Regions from separate parts of the Homo sapiens genome. Here region 2 is linked to region 1. A link is a contact called in ENCODE Hi-C or POLR2A ChIA-PET data. All regions are on one chromosome and are shown on one strand. Each heading gives the region's core, a stretch centred on a gene start or an enhancer-like site at or near the end of the contact. The rest is flanking DNA. Distances are from core to core; before and after follow the strand shown. Region 1 holds the start of IRF6 (interferon regulatory factor 6). Region 2 has its middle 53 kb from the start of SYT14.

What was found. A loop is a pair of places that touch in the nucleus more often than their neighbours do. ChIA-PET counts read pairs that join two places held with the same protein, here RNA polymerase II (POLR2A).
Region 2: POLR2A ChIA-PET joins it to region 1 with 10 read pairs in MCF 10A. The contact joins the enhancer-like site here to the promoter of IRF6 in region 1. A Hi-C loop is called at or near these places in 1 of 168 maps with a recorded cell type or tissue (sciatic nerve). POLR2A ChIA-PET finds 5 or more read pairs at or near these places in 3 of 52 experiments (K562, MCF 10A and endothelial cell of umbilical vein).

What each region holds. Positions count from the first base shown.
Region 1 is chr1:209,803,908-209,807,916 of GRCh38, forward strand. It overlaps IRF6 (interferon regulatory factor 6), which reads right to left and starts at 2,235. Exons shown (of 9, transcript NM_006147.4): 1 at 2,040-2,235. RefSeq lists a silencer at 2,157-2,500.
Region 2 is chr1:209,883,064-209,886,855 of GRCh38, forward strand. No RefSeq gene overlaps it. Among named protein-coding and RNA genes, the nearest start is that of SYT14, 53 kb to the right of the region's middle. Within about 2 kb of position 1,353, at least 7 of the 41 ENCODE cell types and tissues checked have a DNase peak (open chromatin) inside an H3K27ac peak, as active enhancers do; they include endothelial cell of umbilical vein, where a contact is called at or near this core.

The DNA.
Region 1 (4,009 bases), core at 985-3,484:
CTATCTCCATCTTGTAACACAGCATATACTTGCATACATGTGCACATACACACAGAACTGAAAAAAGGAAATAAATACAACAATGCAACAAAATATTTGTAATGGTTATCTAGTGATGCAACTATGGGTGCTTTTTACATTCTCCCATATACATTATATATGATTCATATTTTCCTACAATGATATGTTTCAATTTATAATTTAAAAAACTACAAGTAATTTTTTCTTAACCTCAGGACAATAAGACATTTCTTATGAAGGATGGTAACAACAATCCTTTGTATCTGTGTAGGCTTTACAATTTTTACATGAACCTTTACCTAACATGTCTGATTTCATCCTCATAAACCTGAATGTGATATTACTATCCCCATTTTACATCTGGGCTGAGGTGCTTTATTTCCTAAGTCACAGTGTTCTGTACCAAACCCTGCCACTGCACCTTGTCTTCCATGTCCCTCTCATCTTCTGCGCACCAAGAAAGTAAACTAAAAACATCAACAAAGATCCCAGCAGCATAGAGGGCCAATAAAGTGATTGAGGTGGAGACTGCATAACATCCACTCTCAAACACACCTAAATCAGAGTTCTCTTTCTAAACACTCTTGCCACCCAAATCCCAACGCCTGAAGAACCACCTTAGCCTAGTTGAACTCATCTTGGTATCTCTAGCTGCCATCACAGCAAAATGTAAGGCCTGTGTCTCTAACAGGTACTTAAACAGCCAAAGGACAATGATGCTAACCTATCTATTCCCCTCACAGTGAGCATAGAGGAGGGACACTTTCAGCCTCCTCCGAGCATAACTGTCCTCTCCCATACCCCTATTCTAGGGAGCAGGTCCTCCATAAACACCCTCATTGCCACCTCCATAGCTCCTCCCCAGACTAGTTTCCAGGGGCACTGCCACACAAAAGCCGAGATTTGGCCGTCAGTGGTTTTGCTCAGGTTAAAACACACGCCATTTCTCGCAGACAATTCTTAGCAGTCCCAGCTCTTCCCTTTCTCCTGAAAGAAATGAAATGCCATCGTCTAAGTTCCGTTCCTCAGGCTTCCCTGTTTAGCCCTGCTTAGGGGTAAACTGCAGGCCTCTAGTCAAAATGCCCACACCCTTCCCTTCTGCTGGATGGAAGCTGGGGGATGGCGAATGGGAGTTACAAGGTATTGAGTGCCACTGTCATACATCATACACACGTCTCATCCTAAACCACACTCCTGGGTCAACACCAGCTTTCACCAATCCCACCCAAGCGCCTTCCTCTCTCTATCCATCTCTTTTCCCTGACTTCCACTCTTGACATCCACCAAGAGAACAGGTTGGAACAGGATGACCCCTTTACCACAAAGCAGGCTCCCTGTAAAGAGTGACACCTCAGGCCTCCTTTCCAAGTCAGGCCTGGGAGACTTTCCCCATTCTCCACACCACCCTCCAGCCCCTTCGGGCAAAGAGGGCCCACCCCCAGAGCAACCACACCCCAGCGCCACCCTCCCCAGCACCTAGCTCCGCTCCTTGGAAATCCAAGGTTGTCTCCCAGGCCCAGGGCGAAGGGCCTAACTGTGCCAAACAGACTCAGGGAGGGAAGACAAACCGCCAATGCTCCAAAGCTCCTGGCCACCCTCACTCCAGTTTCCCAAAACGCCCACTAGGATCAAGGACCTGCGGACCTGGGAAGTCCCCTCTCTGGGACACAGGGGCCAGCCGCAAGTTGGTAAGACTGAAGGGGGCGCGGTGCTTTAGCTCTACCGGATAGTGGGGTTGTTGACGGCCGAGAGCAGTGCCCTCCGCTTCGGCGGTGGGGGTAGGGAGAGTAGACACAAGTGTAGATTCGAGAGGGGCCTAGCGCTACAGAACTGAGGCCGCCCCAAAGCTATCTGGAAAAGGGCGACAGGCACCCAGCCCCAGTGGGTACCCACCCCAAACACACAGATGCCCCCAAGCAAGTTCTCTCACCCCCTACAAACTCCGGGGATGGGTCCTACCCCACCCACGGGGGAGCCTCTCCTCCCTCAAGCTGGTCCCCAGAAGTTGGCGTACCCACCTTTGCTCAATCTGTCCACCAGAAGCGGACGTCCCTCCGAACCAAGTCCGCAGCGAAGATCACCCGTCGCTACCACGCTCCTCGACGTCTTAGCCAAGGGGCGCCTGGCTCTACCCAAGTAGGGACTGCAGGTTCCTCTCCCCGTCCCGCACCAGCCCTTACCTGCCCAGCCCAGGTGCGCCGAGCTCACGTCAGCGCCTCGCCCCAGGACGCCGCAGCCTTCGCATCCGCCCGGCCACGCCTCCCAGGTGTGGCCACGCCCCCCGGCGTTCGGGATTGGCGAGTTGCAAGAAATATGACACTCCGCGTTTCTGGGCTGCCCGGCCCAGCGGCGTCCGTCCAGCGTCCCACCCTACTCCTCCGCTTCTAACTCCGGCTAAGAAAGTCCCAGATTCAGGCCTAGCCTTACGGCTCAGGGCTGGTGGTCCTGGGAACTGGAAGCGACTGGGAGTTCAGATCTAAGTCGAGAGGGTGCCTCCCTCCTTCACGGCCCATAATTACCCTGCAGTATGCAGACAGTTAAGCACAAATAAGGGTTTTGAGATTCTGGGTTGGCCCTACTACTCGTGGGCCTGTGTAAGTGGAGTTGCACATGAAGAAGAGAACCAGGACACTTGGTCCTGTCTGGGAGAAGCCATAGGCTTTCAGGACTAGAATTCTACCTTTACTCTGCCTCTTACCCGTGTGACCCTGGGTAAGTTACTTAGCTTCTTGGCTTCTTGGTTTCAGTTTCCTCATCTCTTCAATGAGAATAATAATTCCTTCCTTCTTTTTTGTTGTTGTTTGCTTTTTTCTCTTTCTTTTTTCTTCCTTTTTTTTTTTTTTTTTTTTTGGAGATGGGGTCTTGCTATTAAGTTACACAGTCTGGTCTGCAACACCTGGGCTCAAGGGATCCGCCTCAGCCTCGCAAAGTGCTGGGATTACAGGCACTGGCACCCAGTTCAATTCCTTTTTTTTTTTTTTTTTTTTTTTTTAGGCAGGGTCTGGCTCTGTCATCCAGGCTAGAATGCAGTGGCACAATCATAGCTCAACCTCCTGGGCTCAAGCAATTATCCCACCTCACCCTCCCAAGTAACTGGAAATATAGGCATGGGTCACCATGCCCGGCTAATTTTTTTTTTTTTTTTTTAGAGACAGGGTCTGACTATGTTGCCCAGACTGGAGTTCCTGCTTCCTCTGATCACTATCGTGTAATGAGTAAAAGCATAGCCTCTGGAGCCAACTATTGGGGTTTAGACCCCAACTCCATCAGTTACTACAGACTTGGGAAAGTTTCTTAAGCTTTTTAGGCCCTGGTGTCTTATCTGTAGAAAGAGGTTAGTAATAGTACCTACCTCAGGGGTATTGTGGGAATTCAATAACTACATGTAAACTGCTTGCAACAATATTTAGCACTTATCAAGTGCTTTATATGTACTTGCAATTATTATTGGCATAAAGATTAAAAATACCATATAGACAGTGCGTCAGAGAACAAGAAGGCATTCCTTGTTATTACCTGAAATTCAAGTCCTGCATGTACCCTAACAGGTGCTTGATGAGATTGCCCTCACCTTCCTCATCTATCTAGAGGACCGGTTTGCAGGAGGCTGTGCAACAGTAAATGAGACTTTTAAAAATCCCCCACCCTCAACCACTGAGCTGTCGTAGGTGAAATGGGGCATGCGCAGGTCACTTAGGTTTTGGTGTTTAAAGTAATGAGTGAGAAACTGTGGAGGAGTGGTACAATGAGTTGAACTGTCACCCACATACAAAAAAATTTGTATTTGTATTTTGAAGTCCTGACCACCCCCACTGCAACCACAGCCAGATGTCAGAATATGACCTTATTGGGAGACAGGATCCTTATGGAGGTAATCAAGTTAAAACGTGGTTATTAGGGTGAGCCTGAATCCAATATGAATGGTGTCCTTATAAAAGGAGGAGATTTGGACACAGAGGCAGATACCCACAGAGGGAAGGTGATATGA
Region 2 (3,792 bases), core at 103-2,602, 78 kb after region 1:
GAAACTGTTGGAGAGATGACCATGGGATTCAGCAGTCAGGCTTGCATTCTGATTGGTGGCAGGAGCAGATTGACAGGTGCAGCAGGAAAACAAAGACATACAACCCATTCCTTCCTCCCCCACACTGTTTTATATTTTATAAAGGGAATTCACAGCCTAGTGGATACGGGGTTGAGTAAAAGTACTTCCTGCCTCTATTGAAGCTTCAGGACACTGGACTGGAGTCTTCCACAATTCAGCCAGAACCCAGGGTACTCCAAACCACTTTGTGATCCTCCATCTCTGTAGGCTACAGTTTATAAAACACTTCTATCTCCATGATTTCATGTGATTCCCAGAGTGACTCATGAGGTTTCAGACCTCTCCATCCTCAGACAGACCCTGTCACATGCCTCTGAAAATGCTTTAGTTGTTGCCATGTGGATGGACACTCAGAAAATACTTTAAAAAAAAAAAATCTAAACTGCTTGCTTTAGTGGTTTTGTGTAAAATGCAACCAGAGAGAGAGAGAGAGAGAGGTCCTTGGCAGATAGGTTTAACTCAAATCACTGAGCAGGAAAATATCTGGGAATCTGGCCTGGTTTGAGAAAAAGAGCCAGCTTTTTTAGCTGACTAGAGAGCAGCTTAAAAAGGAAAAAAATGAAAGGAAGGAAACTAATGAGGCATCTCTTTCCTCACAGATAATGTGGGATGCTCACCCAGTGGTTTGCAGTGGCTACAGCATCTGTTACACTTCAGTGACAACCAAAATGCCTTGGAGATAAGACAACAATTATGAGACCTGCTTGAGAAGAAATGAAAGAAAACCCAATCGCAGCCAAATAGCACTGCCATCTATTAACAAATTATTACAGGCTGAAGCAGTCTTTAATGAGATTTTAACAAAAGAAATCCAGTCTTGTTCCTCTGGGGCAAAGAGATTTTATCATCATGTGAATGGTTAAGCAGGTAAGAGGACCTCCCTTGGAGCACCAATAAAGAGAAAATGTGTGAGCCCTGTGTTCTCCCTCTCCAAGGAGCTCTAACTCCCAGTCAAGATGAAAACATATTGGAGAAAGGACCCAAATAATACTGTTCCAGAGAAAGTTTTAGTTTAGTAAGTGGCCTGATGAGACAAGTGAGTATTCAAAAAAGCTGTATTAGACCTTTGTGTTGTGATTCCAATCCTTTGTGCTTTTGGTTATCCTAAAGGACATTGTGACATTCTCAAGAGATTCTTAAGTCAAAGGGTATAGTGGCAACATTAATCTGGAGGAACAATGAAGCTAGCTAGAGTCAGGACGTGCCTGCCCATGATCTTGTAGACCCACTGGGGTTTCAGAAGAGAAACTGATATGAGTCTAATGTTGTTAGTTCAAAGGAGGAAAGAAAAATTGGTTGCATGGAGTGAGTCAGAGGGAGGGAGGAAAATATGCAGTCCAAGGAAGTCGGTGAGAAGCCCGCTCAGATGCACTAGACTGTCTTGCATGAATTGGGTTTTTCTTTTTGCTTCTCCCACCCCTTTCATTGATCCACTACGTGAACACTTATAGGCAGCCAATAATATCAGGAGAAATATAGCCATTTTGATACTAATATTTCTGTTACCCAGGAATTTGCTTTATTTGCAATATGAGCCTCCAATGCCTGATTAAAGGAAACTGAGGACTAACCTGGGTGATCCAAGAATTCCTAGACTGTTAAATAGTGTAGTTTCTTTAGAAAGGGACTCTGGACCTCCTCCTGGGAGGAGCCTTAGAAGGGCAGTGAGGCTAGGGTGAGTAAGCAGGCTCCCCACGTGAGGGTGAGTCAGGGAGACTGATTCCTTAGCAGCTGGGGCACTGTGTAAGACTACGTCACCTTCTGTGGCAGAAGAACAACCACAATCACTATGTGTTATGCTGGTTATATTCCCCTTGAGACCAATGGCAGACACTGGCTGTTAAAATATTTAGTGTCTGATAATGTATGATTAATGGGTAAGGAGTAGAGTAGCACTTCTTTTAATGGCTCACACTGTAGGAAAGAGATTTAATAGAATTGAAGATGAACTTAGAATGACATAGAAGATAAATCTCAGGAACGTACATCTTTGGGACAGATAGCTCATTTTGTTAGAATATAGTGCTATTATTGTTATTAGCTAACATTTATTAAGCACTGACTAAGTGCCAGGAGCTGCTTCAAGTGTTTTACGTATGTTAACTTAATGCTTCTTGTGCTGTGATAATGAGCCAGTATTTGTTTTTTAAATTTCCAATGTGTCATGGACAAATGCTTTTGTGGAATTCAATAAAAATAAATTACTACAAAAGTGAAAAAAAAATTAAAACATGCAAAATTCAAGCTCAATTTTTTCCTTTTTTAACTATTAGCTGTAAGAGACATCAAATTGTCAAAATGCTATAAAAGTTTCTAAATCCTTACTCTTAGTTGCTATACGTATCTCCCCGTAGACTAGTAACAAACCTTCACCAACTGGCGCAAGTCTACGAACTCTGTTGAAGAGCACTGTATTAACTCATTTAAACCCTCCTAAAAGTTCATGACGTCATTAATATTTTCATTCTACAGATGAGGAAACTGAGGCACAAAACAGTTATCTTGCTACTGAGGCCAGTCAATTAGTTTTGCAAAGAGAAAAATATCTATTTCATGGTCACAGAAGAGTACCCCAACTAGTCACTGAAAAATTAAGAGTAGCATAAGAAAAGCAAGCCTTAATGAGAAAGTATGAATGGAGTTTTATTATCCAGGCTTCTGTGGAAAAACCAGGAAAGGCATAGGCCATACTGGTGACATTTTGGGAGTGTCACCGTTGCTATATTGGGCAATAGGATGAAGTGTCTTAAGACTGTGGCTTGAGGGCTAGACTTTCTGGGTTAGTTTTCTTGCTTGGCCACCTACTTCCTATGCGCAGTTGTTAGTTTCTATCTGAAAGGATGGTTGGGAGGATTAACTGTGTTGTATATGTAAAGTATTTTTTAAAAATGCCTGGCACATAGTAAGTGGTTTATAAGTGTTATTGTATTTGCATATGAAAAACCACCCATTGCAAAAATTTCAGATTCCTTAAATGCCTCCATCTATAGTGGTTTGACTTCTGATTAAACAAGCCTATCCTCCCTGCCTTAAACTAGAGCCCCTGGTAAAACTCAGCAGTGCTGCAGTGGTCACTGCCAGACCTCAGGTACAGAGCAACGTTTGGGGCTGGATAATTATTTTTCTTGAGGAGGGGGTGGTTACTGTGTGCATTGTATGATAGCAGCATTCCTGGTCTTTACCCACTAGATGCCAGTATTATCCCCTTCCAGCTGTGACAACCAAAAATGTCTTCAGTCATTGCCAAATGTCCCCTGAGAGGCAAAATTGCCCCCAGTTGAGAACCACTGATACAGAGAAAAGAGAATATTGATAACAGTCTCTTATATTTTCATAGCTTTTCAGTGTAAAAAGGCTTCTGCATGTTTTAACTCAGTTGGGAAAAAGAAAAAGAGGAAAAAGATAAAATAGATCAGAAGAAAAAAGAGAAGGGAATAGGGGAGGGAGAAGGAAGGGAGAGAATGCAGAGTGCAAAGAGATGAAGTGGAGCAGACACGCAAAAAACAAAGGAATGAACAAACAGGTGTGTGAGTTTGTGTGATCGCCCATGAGCGCATCTACACCTGCAAATCCTCCCAGCACCTCCCATTCAACATGTTCAAAACTGAACTCAGCAGGTTGTAGATAAGGAAGGAAGCTGATGTCCATGGCGGTCTAAGGTGTGACCTTGGGCAGATTCTTCTCAGTCTAGTTTCCTTGATTGTAAAATGA